2 separate regions of the Homo sapiens genome follow, and region 2 is linked to region 1. A link is a contact called in ENCODE Hi-C data. All regions are on one chromosome and are shown on one strand. Each heading gives the region's core, a stretch centred on a gene start or an enhancer-like site at or near the end of the contact. The rest is flanking DNA. Distances are from core to core; before and after follow the strand shown. Region 1 holds the start of BCYRN1 (brain cytoplasmic RNA 1). Region 2 has its middle 84 kb from the start of KCNK12.

Evidence for each region. Hi-C counts contacts between places; a loop is a spot of excess contacts on that map. Pooled maps may share reads with other maps.
Region 2: a loop to region 1 is called in a pooled map, with 4 times the contacts of the local background. The contact joins the enhancer-like site here to the promoter of BCYRN1 in region 1. A Hi-C loop is called at or near these places in 1 of 168 maps with a recorded cell type or tissue (HCT116), 3 of 37 single-sample maps with no recorded cell type and 3 of 50 pooled maps.

What each region holds. Positions count from the first base shown.
Region 1 is chr2:47,332,620-47,338,252 of GRCh38, reverse strand. It overlaps BCYRN1 (brain cytoplasmic RNA 1), which reads right to left and starts at 2,938. Exons shown (of 1, transcript NR_001568.1): 1 at 2,739-2,938. It overlaps EPCAM-DT (EPCAM divergent transcript), which reads left to right. Exons shown (of 5, transcript NR_110208.1): 2 at 5,227-5,319. RefSeq lists enhancers at 1,009-1,303, 1,491-1,580 and a silencer at 3,458-3,507.
Region 2 is chr2:47,651,762-47,657,394 of GRCh38, reverse strand. It overlaps a transcript of MSH2 not described here. Among named protein-coding and RNA genes, the nearest start is that of KCNK12, 84 kb to the right of the region's middle. Within about 2 kb of position 3,019, at least 5 of the 41 ENCODE cell types and tissues checked have a DNase peak (open chromatin) inside an H3K27ac peak, as active enhancers do.

The DNA.
Region 1 (5,633 bases), core at 1,689-4,188:
GCCTTCCCTCATTTTGGGGGGGCTCCAATTATGTTAGACCACTTGATACTATCCCACAGATCACCGAGGTGGTGTTCATCTTATTATGTTATTTTTATTTTCATTTTTAAAATCTATTTTTATTTTGGCTGGGCGCAGTGGCTCACACCTGTAATCCTAGCACTTTAGGAGGCCGAGACGGGTGGATCACCTGAGGTCAGGAGTTCGAGATCAGCCTGGCCAACATGGAGAAATCCCGTCTCTACTAAAAATACAAAAATTAGCCGAGTGTGGTGGCACGTGCCTGTACTCCCAGCTACTTGGGAGGCTGAGGCAGGAGAACCACTTGAACCTGGGAGGTGGAGGTTGGAGTGAGCCAAGATAGCATCACTGCACTCCAGCCTGGGTGACAAGAGTGAAACTCTGTCTCCATAAATAAATAAATAAATGTAAAATAAAATAAAATAGAAATGGCCGGTTCAAAATTCATGAGAAAAACATGGAGAGGGAAGGTGGCTCCTGGAGGGAGTGGTGTGGGACCAGTAGCTAAAGGAATCCAGTTTCGGTGAGTTATCTGTACCATAAAGATGAAGTGTCATGAGCCCCTTGCTCCACAAAGCTTGTGGAAATAGAGAACCATGAATTAGATCCAGAGGCAAGCTTCATGAGGAATCATGGGTCCTTTTTTTTTTTTCTTTTCTTTTCTTTTTTGTGAGACAGTCTCTGTCGCGCAGGCTGGAGTGCAGTGGTGCGATTTTGGCTCACTGCAACCTTTGCGTCCCAGGCTCACCTGCTTCAGCTTCCTACAGGCAGGTGCAAGCCACCATGCATGGCTAATTTTGTTTATTTTTTGTAGAGACAAGGTCTCAAGAGTTCTCACTATGTTGCCCAGGCTGGTCTTGGACTCCTGGGCTAAAGCGGTCCTCCTGCCTTGGCCTCCCAAAAGTGCTGGGATTATAGGCATGAGCTGCCATGCCCAGTCTGAGATCATGGGTTCTTTAACTGTACCCTCTTCAGACCTTAGCCCAGTATGGGATATAAAGGAGCTTCTCAGGATAGATTGACTATTATTTGCAAAGGTAATGAGAAGTGAGTCTGTGCTTGGAACAGATACCAGAGAATGCAGCCTCTGTGATGAGATCATCTGGGCCCTGTGAAAGAAACTGTTTGGCAGAGACGGTTGCTTATCAAAGCTGGCTGGGTGTGTTTTGGCCCTGTGTTATCTGTTTAGAGTCAAGGCTGGCCTCAGTGAGGAGCAAAGAGCCAGCCAGTGGGTGGTCTAGCCTCCTGCACTCAAATATGTCTCCCCCAAAAGCTGAGAGTCCCTTTAGAATTCAGTTTCTTTCAGCTATTTCTGCCTGGTTCAAATGTGAACACCCTGTCCTGAATGGTGAATGAATTTTTTTCTTCCTCATTTGGGCTTCTAGTTGAAAACCACACCCTACCAGATGAAATGCAGAAGTGAAATTTGTGGAAAGTGGTCTGGGTGGAAACCCTCCTCTAAATCCCATCTGAGATCTCAAAGGACACTGGTTCTCAGAAGAGCCTAGAAGACAGAGATGGGGCAAGGAGGGGTCTCACAGCTGCCCAACACCAGCCAGCACATAATTTGGGCCAAGATTTGGTTAACTGTGGATTGGGACAAGGTGAAAGAAAACATGGCTCACAAAGGAAGTCCAATGGCACCCATGAGGCAAATGTACGCTGGGCTCAGTTACAGATATGGGGAGGAGCAAGTTTGGAAGTCGCAACTGTCACCATCAGGGAGAGCTGGGGCCACAGCTGGGAGACAGGACCTCTAGTCAGAGCTGCTGGTGCTTCAGGGATGGAAGACTCAGACGCTACAGGCTTGACCTGCCTTCAAGGTATGAATGATGGCAGGTATGCTGAGAAGTTTACTTGCCTCCTGCAATGTTTTCCCTACCTGCTCACAGATGCCTGACATTCCTTTTAACAGGGAACAGGCCTTGTATTACAGAGCAAAAGAGCAAGCTTAAAATGGCCATTGGAGGAGAGACTCATATCTGAGAAAGACAGCAAGAGGGGGAGAATGGTGTGTGTGTGTGTGTGTGTGTGTGTTTGTCTAGGATGGTATAATTTTGCTCAAGGCCATGGAAATAAGAAAATTTGGAGGCTGGGCACGGTGGCTCACAGCTGTAATCCCAGTACTTTGGGAGGCTGAGGCAGGCGGATCATTTGAGGTCAGGAGTTTGAGACCAGCCTGGCCAACATGGTGAAACCCCGTCTCTACTAAAAATACAAAAATTAGCCAGGCATGGTAGTGCATGCCTGTAATCCCAGTTACTTGGAAGGCTGAGGCAGGAGAATCACTTGAACCTGGGAGATGGAGGTTACAGTGAGCCGAGATTGAGCTATTACATTCCAGACTGGGTGACAGAGCTAGACTCCATCTCAAAAAAAAAAAAAAAAAAAAAAGAAAGAAAATTTGGGGTCCTGTTGGTGGGGTGGGAGGAGGGACAGCATCAGGAAGAATAGCTAATGGATGCTGGGTTTAATACCTAGGTGATGGGTTGACCTGTGCAGCAAACCACCATGGCACACGTTTACCTATGTAACAAACCTGCACATCCTGCACATGTACCCTCGAACTTAAAATAAATACTGATTAAAAAAGTAAAAAGAAAATTTGCTTTCTCCCCCACATATAGCAGTAGCAGCAGCATTTCAGAATGGCTTTAACTTCTCCCAGCTTTAAGAAGCTGAGGAAAGCAAGGCCTTTCTTCCAGGCAAGAATATGAAAAGGGGGGGGGGGGTTGTTGCTTTGAGGGAAGTTACGCTTATTTTTTTTTTGTCTTTTGTTTTTTTTTTTCCTTTTTCTGGAGAACGGGGTCTCGCTATATTGCCCAGGCAGGTCTCGAACTCCTGGGCTCAAGCTATCCTCCCGCCTCTTAGCCTCCCTGAGAGCTGGGATTACAGGCGTGAGCCACCGCGCCCGGCCTCTTATTCTCGATTGAAATTCTTTCATAGATCTCAAATTGTCGCTCTGAAATGCAGTACTTCCCTCTGCTGGCCATAGGGTTATATAGCTCATCAAAAACAAGGATGACTCCCAAGTCGTCTCCCTCATCTAAGACTAAGGAATTGACTCAGGACATGAGGTGGGAGATAAATCAAATATAGGATGATTTTCCAACCCTCACACCCCCTCAGAAAACATCCTTGAGTGTCTTTTGGCTCTGAATTTAAATAGGTTTATCTAGCTTCTCCAGCCTGTGCTTAGCCAATTAGGTCACATTGGCATGAATGTGCAAAGAACAATGGCTTGGAGCCCCACCCACCCAATTGCAGGACCTTGGCCCCCTCCCAAAACCTCCCTCAGAGATCCTGGAATACTTTCAGGGGGCGGAGGCTCATGATTTGGGGTTTGGGGCCTCACAGAGAGTCCACCATGTTCTTCTTGCTGGCTTCTGTCCCTACACCATCTCTTGGTTAAAAAGCCCCTCAAGGTCTCAAGCCGGGCGCAGTGGCTCATGCCTGTAATCTCAACACTTTGGGAGGCCGAGGTGGGCGGATCACCTGAGGTCAGGAGTTTCGAGACCTCCCTGAGCAACATAGTGAAACCCCATCTCTACCAAAAATGCAAAAATTAGCTGGGCATGGTGGCACATGCCTGTAATCGCAGCTACTTGAGAGGCTGAGGCAGGAGAATCGTTTAAACCTGGGAGGCGGAGATTGCAGTGAGCCGAGACAGCACCACTGCACTCCAGCCTGGGTGACACAGCAAGATTCCATCTCAACAACAGCAACAAAAGCCCTTGAAAGAAATTTCCCGCTGCTCTATTGTCCTGCCTGAGCCAGAGTCTGCTAATTCTCGAGTCTGCCTCGGTTGCAGTCCTGCTAGTGCCAGTTTCTGTGCAGATGTAGGAAAAAGGGCTCCACAAGAGAGGTGGAATTTATTCTGATGTATTTGTATGACCAAATAACAAGTTACATGCTCTCCATTGCATGGTGGTGTGTTTTGGTTAAAAAGCTACCATATCCTAGCAGGGTGGTGGTGATGTGTACCTGTAGTCCCAGCCACTCAGGAGGCTGAGGGAGGAGGATTGCTTGAGCCCAGGAGTTTGAGATCAGTCTGGAAAACATAGTGAGACCCCATCTTTAAAAAAAAAAAAAAAAGCTACCTTGCTTAGGGGGCTTTTTTCATTCTTGTGAAACTGAATTTCCACAAATTGATTCTGAAATCAGAGTGAATACTCTACTAGTATTTTCTATTTCTTTAAGATGTTTTATTTATTTATTTGAGACAGAGTCTCTCTGTCGCCAGGCTGGAGTGCAGTGGTGTGATCTCGGTTCACTGCAACCTCCGACTCCCTGGTTCAAGCGATTCTCCTGCCTCAGCCTCCCGAGTAGCTGGGACTACAGGCACGCGCCACCACGCCCAGCTGATTTTTGTATTTTTAGCAGAGATGGGGGTTTCACCGTGTTAGCCAGGATGTTCTTGATCTCCTGACCTTGTGACCCGCCCACCTCAGCCTCCCAAAGTGCTGGGATTACAGATGCGAGCCACCGTGCCCAGCCAAGATGTTTTATTCAAATTCTACTTTGATTTTATTTGAGGCCTTCAAAACCTTCCATAATGAAGGCTGGATATATCCCTTAGGATGAGAAATAGAGCCTAAAGGAGATGTTCTCAACATGACTCTCCAGTAAACAGTGGTAGTAAGTACTAGGGTCAAACCTCACCTTGGGGAGAAAAAGGGTGTTTATAGGTTTATGGGCCTTTCTCAAAGGCACACTGAAAAACACGAAACACAGGTCTCATTGTAGAGGCTGAGAAGTGGGAGCATATCCAGTTTTTAAAAGCAAATAAAATACAAGTTATTACTTGTGACACAAACAAGCCGGAACCCCAAGACCCAGAGGTGCTTCTTGGCATCTGGAAGAAGCTGATGCGGTGGCAGTGCTCTGAGTCAGGGGATGCTCAAGGATTACTCCGTAGGCCTTCAGTGATGTGTTTAGTGCTGCAGCGGGAAACTTCACCTCTCTTTTAACCCCAGTCTAAGGCCTCAGCTCAGCTCTGATAGGAGCTACTGGAAGCAAGTGACTTCGCAGAGGACCTAAACTGTAAGAAGTTCGCATTGAAAGCTGGAGCCAAGGTCGGTTTCGTGGGTGTGCATCAGGCATAGACAGGGCCTCGTGCTCAGAAGAGCTCTGTTCAAAAGGGTCCTGCACTGGGGGGCTAATGTTCTATGACACTGTCTTAGAATTCTTTTCTGTTTTTTTGAGGTGGGAGGTCTCGCTATGCTTCCCAGGCTGGACTCAAATTCCTGGGCTCAAGTGATTCCCCCGCCTCAGCCTCCTGAGTAGCTGGGACTACAGGTAAGTGCCACTGCACCCACCTTGTCTTGAAATTCTTAATAATTTTTTCGTTGCATTTACACTTTGCAAGTGAAGTCCAATGGGACAATGCAGCATGCACTGAGGGCTTGGAGTCTTGGCCCATGCGTGGTCTGCCTCTCCCTGCTTCCCTGGAACAATTCTCAGCTGCCTGTTCCCCGCTTCCTGGTTCCCCAGGCCCCACCTGACTTCCCCTTCCTTGCTGACCTCTGCCTGCTGTAAGGGCCTAGCTGTGGGCACAGGGAGAATTGGGGTTGAGCTGGTGTGCCCTATGGCATTTTGGGGAGAGGCAGGGT
Region 2 (5,633 bases), core at 1,770-4,269, 320 kb before region 1:
TGACTTCAGGCTACAAAAATGTAGTCTCTGAGAGCACCTGGTCATCCAGTTGATCTTAAAAAATAATCAAATTACTGACAGGCCAGGTGCAGTGGCTCATACCTGTAATCCCATCACTTTGGGAGGCCAAGGCAGGAGAATTGCTTGAGCCTAGGAGTGCGAGATCAGCCTGGGCAATAGAGTGAGACCCTGTCTCTAAAAAACAAACAAACAAACAGAATATAAATATGTTAGCCAGGCATGATGGAGTGCGCCTGTAGTACCAGCTACTTGGGAGGCTGAGGTGGGAGGATAGCTTGAACCCAGGAGGTCAAGGCTGCAATGAGCTAATTGTGCCATTGCACTCCAGCCTGGGCAACAGAGCAAGACCCTGTCTCAAAACAAAACATCAGTGACGGAGAAAAGTATCGGGACTTTTGCAACAGGAATAACACCAAAGTATGCAGGGCTGCATACACAGAGAATGAGTCAAATGACCACAACAGGTTTCTTCATAGCAAGAAAGGGGCTACCTCAGAGGCAAACTCAAGGCTGACAGTTCCCCTTCAGCCCCACAGTTCAAGAAGGAGGGACACCTCCCCTAGTTCCCAGGCTCTCAACTCTTCATGTGCTAGATCCACCACTGTTTCGGCATTTATGCAGCCTAGACTTCCTCTAGCATGGCCCCTCACCCTCAGGGAGATGGCCCAGGAGCAAGGCAGAGCATGGTCAAATGCACAGAGAAGGGTCCACTCCGTGAGGGTCAGGGAGTCAAGAAAGGCTTTCCTGGGAGACGCACTGGCGTTGGCCTCCAAGGACAGGTGGGATTGCATGGGGAGAGACTGGCACAACAAAAGTTTTTTTTTTCATGCCAACTACTTTGGTCAAACAAAACATTTTAGAAAAACATTTTATGAACTGTTATCTGCTAGGCAGTGTGCTAAGTACTTTATATAAGCTGTCTCATTGGTTCTCACAACAACACTCTGAGGTAGGAGCGATTCCTTTTTTACCAGTGAGGGAACAGAGGCCCAGAGGAGTTAAGTTTGTCCAAGGCCACACAGCTAGTAAGCAGTACAGCCAGGACTTGAAGCCTGGTCCCTGATGACACAGCTCATACTCTTAACACCTCAGTCAGATATAAGAGCGGTGGAGTGGACGCTCCATTCCTGCGCCCTATACTTTTTTGAGTCCCCCAAGAAGGGCACAGAGGGCTCTCTGGGCTGCAGGGCTGCTGAGAGGTGATGAAGGCCACACCTCAGCCTCCAGCCAGACCTGCACCTCCAGATCGGAGGCATTTGGGCAGCAGTCTTGTTGCTGAGCCTCCAGGAAAGTAGATCCACAATTCCAAAGCAGGCCTTGCAGACATAAAGAGTTATTCTGCCATAAGAGGGTTCCGTGGCCAAATGAACTCGGCGACACTAGTGTGAACAAAGCTCATTGGGTTTACTTCCCACAGGACTTCCCAGAACCTGAATCTGCTAATGGGCCTTGTCAATTTCCAAGAAGACATAGAATAGTGTATTTCCCTACCTCCTCCGACCACCAGAGCCCTTCAGTCCATGTCCTTTCCTTTGGAGTACTTACTTCTTTTGGTTCTGCCTTTGATTTGAGTGGTATGTCAACCCCCTTGATAATTACAGCCTGCTGTAGGTGTGCTGGGGTGGGATTATCACTTTAAGGCCACAACCTTAAAGGGAAACCAGGCCCCCTGGGAGAATGTCATGCTGGCAGCAGTGGCTGGAGAGAGAGGCCCTTGAGGGAAAGGTAGAACTCAAGGAACCAGAGACAGGACTACCTGGGGAGTCTCCTTCGTTGCATCTTTTCTGTGCCAGCACCCCTTCTCCAGCCTTCTGGTATCAAACCTCAATCAGGTCAGTCCTGACGTGTGCTCACCAAACGTCATATCTCCTAAACTGGGGGTCACTTGGCCAGCAGCAGAAGTGTGCAGTCGTGGAGGCTACCTCCTTGCTCTAGCCCACTTGTGTACACTTTCCCTTCATTGTGGAAGGCCCTGCTGTGAGGAGCCACGCTTCAGAGAAGCCCTCACCTTTGCCATTTCGGAGGTATTTGCATATTTAAACTTAGCTGGAACTGCGGACTGAGAGCCTTTGCCCCACAAGCAAAGCAGCAGCTGGAAGGAAGGAGAGGCGGTCCTTGCAGGTGCTCTCAAAAGCCCTCTTCACAGGCGACCAATGGTTTTCAAGCCACTCACACAGCCCTTCTCAACTTGACTGTACATAAGACACACTTGAGAACCTTTAAAAACGACCTCTGACCCTGTAACCACCTCAAATTAAATTAGAATCTCGGGTCTCAAGCATCAGTAATTTGTGAAATCTCCCCAAGTGATTCTAATGTGCTCCCAGGGAGGCAAACTGCTGCTAGAGCCCAGCTCCTCAAAGTGCAGCCTGGGACCAGCAGCCCCCAGGTGTGGTTGGAAATGCCCCCAGGCCTACTGAATCAGAGCCTGCATTTTAATGACCCCCCCCCCGATGACTCATCTTCCCGTTAGAGTTCTAGGGCCTTGTTACCATCACCTGTGTCAGCATCTAGCTGCAGTGGCAAGCGTGTTGGGCCACGATTTAACCCTTTCTTGCCCCTTCCTACTGATCACCCCGGAAAGCTCGCTGGCCCTCGCTCTGTGTCTTGGCTTCCTTATCTGTTGTAAGGAACATGGCTGTGCTTTGGTCAAGGTTAGGCCAAGGTAGGATGTTTACATCCCACGTGACTCAGCATAGACCGCAGGCGTATAACTCCACTTGTTATCACAGCCATGTAGCTATAACGTGGGAACGTCATCACTTGGCTCTATGCCACTATTGTCTGTAAAAGGTACAACTGCCCTGTTGACCCTGTGCAGGTGCGCTGGTGCCCAGAGAAAGAGACAGAGCCAGAGATGTCCGTTTTTGGAGACGGACGGGGAAAGCCAGGACACAGCTTGGCCCCCTAGTGCCCAGAGAGTGAAAGAGTTAAGCTGCTGACCCTGAAGGCAGGGGAGAGCCGGTCACACAGCTGTATGTGGGAGCTGCCAGCTGAAGCAGCCCAGACAAGGCAGACAGTGTGAGAAAGCTGCTGATGTGAGCTGCTGCTGAATAAAATCATTCACCTGCCTACAGTCCCCTGAATGTTCTTTCTGCTCATCCACCCACTCCTTCTGGACCTCAACATGACCTTTGGCATAGTCGTGAACCTGACATCTGTAATATGTAGTCGTTGGACAAAGTGAGTCCTCGCTCTGCCGTCACCACCACCATCATCATCACCTCTCATTGAGGGCCTACTATGTGCAGCCAGGCTCTGAACTAGGTCTGTCCATGCTCTGCCTGAGTCTCTTCAGCTGTCCAGTGGGGACACAGGCATGCCTTGCTCAGCACTGTCCTCGTGCACAGAGCTCACGGCACTGAGGCTGAACCATGCAGCGTGAACTGTGCACCTCCCAGCCTGGCTCTTTTCCCCTCGCTACATCTTTCATTCCTCTCTTTAAAATCTTGTGCTTCTACTGAAGGTCTTTGTTTCCCAGCAAATATTTTGCAAAGGACAAACAAACAGAGCATTATTTTATGGTTTAAAGGGACGACTATGACAGTGTAAGGGCTATGAGTTTCAAGTGGATGTGGGAGTGTGCTCTAGGTCTCACATCCACTTGAGACCCACCTCCCTGCCTTTAGCCCCATAGGAAAGAATGGAGGGAAGAGGGGATGGCCAACAATCCCCTAATGGTATGCCAATCGTGAGCAATAAGTGACGTTGTCAGGACAGAGCTGCACAGAGGTCCCGATATAAAGATCTCAGTAGCCCTGATTCATATAAAGCCCCCTCCCCCAGCATCCTTCAATAAGTAGGATAAGTTTATAATAACCCAGACTCCAAGGTGTTCATGCAAGCTGGTTGTAGACAGTTGCCCTTTTCTGCCCTACATCCAATCCAACTTCCATAGGATTGAAGATTCCTTCTCTAGAACTCTTTATGGGCACATTGTAGGCTGAAAAGGACACCCACTTTTTTCCACCTCCCTGATAGTCAAGGTGCCAGCTATGATCCAGGCCTTACTTTGGGGATCTGGGCAGGAGGGTTATTAATTCTGGAGTGAGTAATATAAAAAAGCAGGCACAGAGGAGGCCCCTTAGGCCCACGAGGTGGCTGAGGGGGCAACGGGATGACAGTTTGCGGTGACAGGTCATCTGGCGTTGACAGGTATCCAGCATGGGATGTGGCCAGGCTGCCCATGGTAAGATCCAGCGTCTGAAGCTGTGTGGTCCTCACCTTCTCATTCCTGGGGAGTGATTTGTGCTTCTGGCTGCCTTCTCTTCCCTTGGTTCCCACCTGATTTCTGAGCTTCATGCTTCAAATTTACGGCAATTCTGTGAGCTACCCACACCCCCAAATACTTTCTAGATTACTTTTTCTGCTTAAATCTGCTGAAACGAAGACTCTGACGGAAGCTCACATTAACTGAGAAAGTGTACGAGAAAGCACTTTGTAAAGTACCCGGAAAATGTTCGTTGTCAATATCCAAGATCTCCCTCTAGGCAGAAAATCCTCACAGACACCTGCCCTCTCCACCTGTACCTGGTAGCTCCACAGAAGCTCTCCTCCACCTTCTGGGTCTGCAGGGCCAGGCCCCACAGATCTGTCCACCCTGCTCTATTAATAAATGCAATGTGATTGCTACTAGGGGCATGGCTTGCAGTAAGCTCTGCAAGGGATTAACATACTGTCTCAGGAAGGGTGAGTGACTTGGCCCTGTCTCATGGAGCAGAGCTGGAGCTAGGACCCAGGCTTGCCATCCCCAGCACCAGTCCACCCTGAGGTGCCTCGACACAGACGTTGCACCAGGCAAGGCTTCAGCTTGTGGCAGGTTTAATAGCAGCATAAAAATTATATGGTCTTTTGAATCACATCAGCGTTAATGCGCCGCAATGGTAACTACCACATCAAAGTGGGTTTCACATTTCCACCTTCATGCACTATCAAGCACGTATCATCTTAAAATAAACCAGCCGGGTCCTTGGAAGCTGTGCCATGTAGTCCAGGGCCTGAAAGCTCTGTGGCAGAGTGAGGGGAAGCCCAGATATGCCACTTCTAGCAATTATCCTTATAGATTTATTCCCACACATGCATGACCTGAGCATATATAGTTATTCATTGCCGCAGGGAACATAGGGAAACAGTCTATGTATCCATCAGTAGGGGATTGGGTAATGCTCACACAGCAATAGATTATCAACTGGAGTATCAATGGATGTTTCTGCAGCTTAATACAAATACGGTCAGGCTGTGTTTGGCTGATATGGAAAGACCCTCGAAAATATTGTGAGGTGAAAACAGCAAGTTACAAAACTAGGTATAGTAGCCGTCATTTATGCAGAGAAGAAGGGGAAAAGAAAATATATGACTGTACATATATCTCTGGAAAATACAAAATACTGAAAGCTGAAATATTGATGGTTTCTGGAGAGCTAAACCAGGTGGTTGAGAGACAGGAGTGGGAGGGAGAATTTTCACAGAATATCCTTTTGTTCCTTTTGAATCTGGAACTATAAGAATGTAATACCTGTTCAAATAAAAATAAACACATGTGATCATTTTGTGGGGTGTTTTCGGGGTTTTGTTTTGTTTTGTTTTTGCAAATGACATTTTAAAAAATAAAA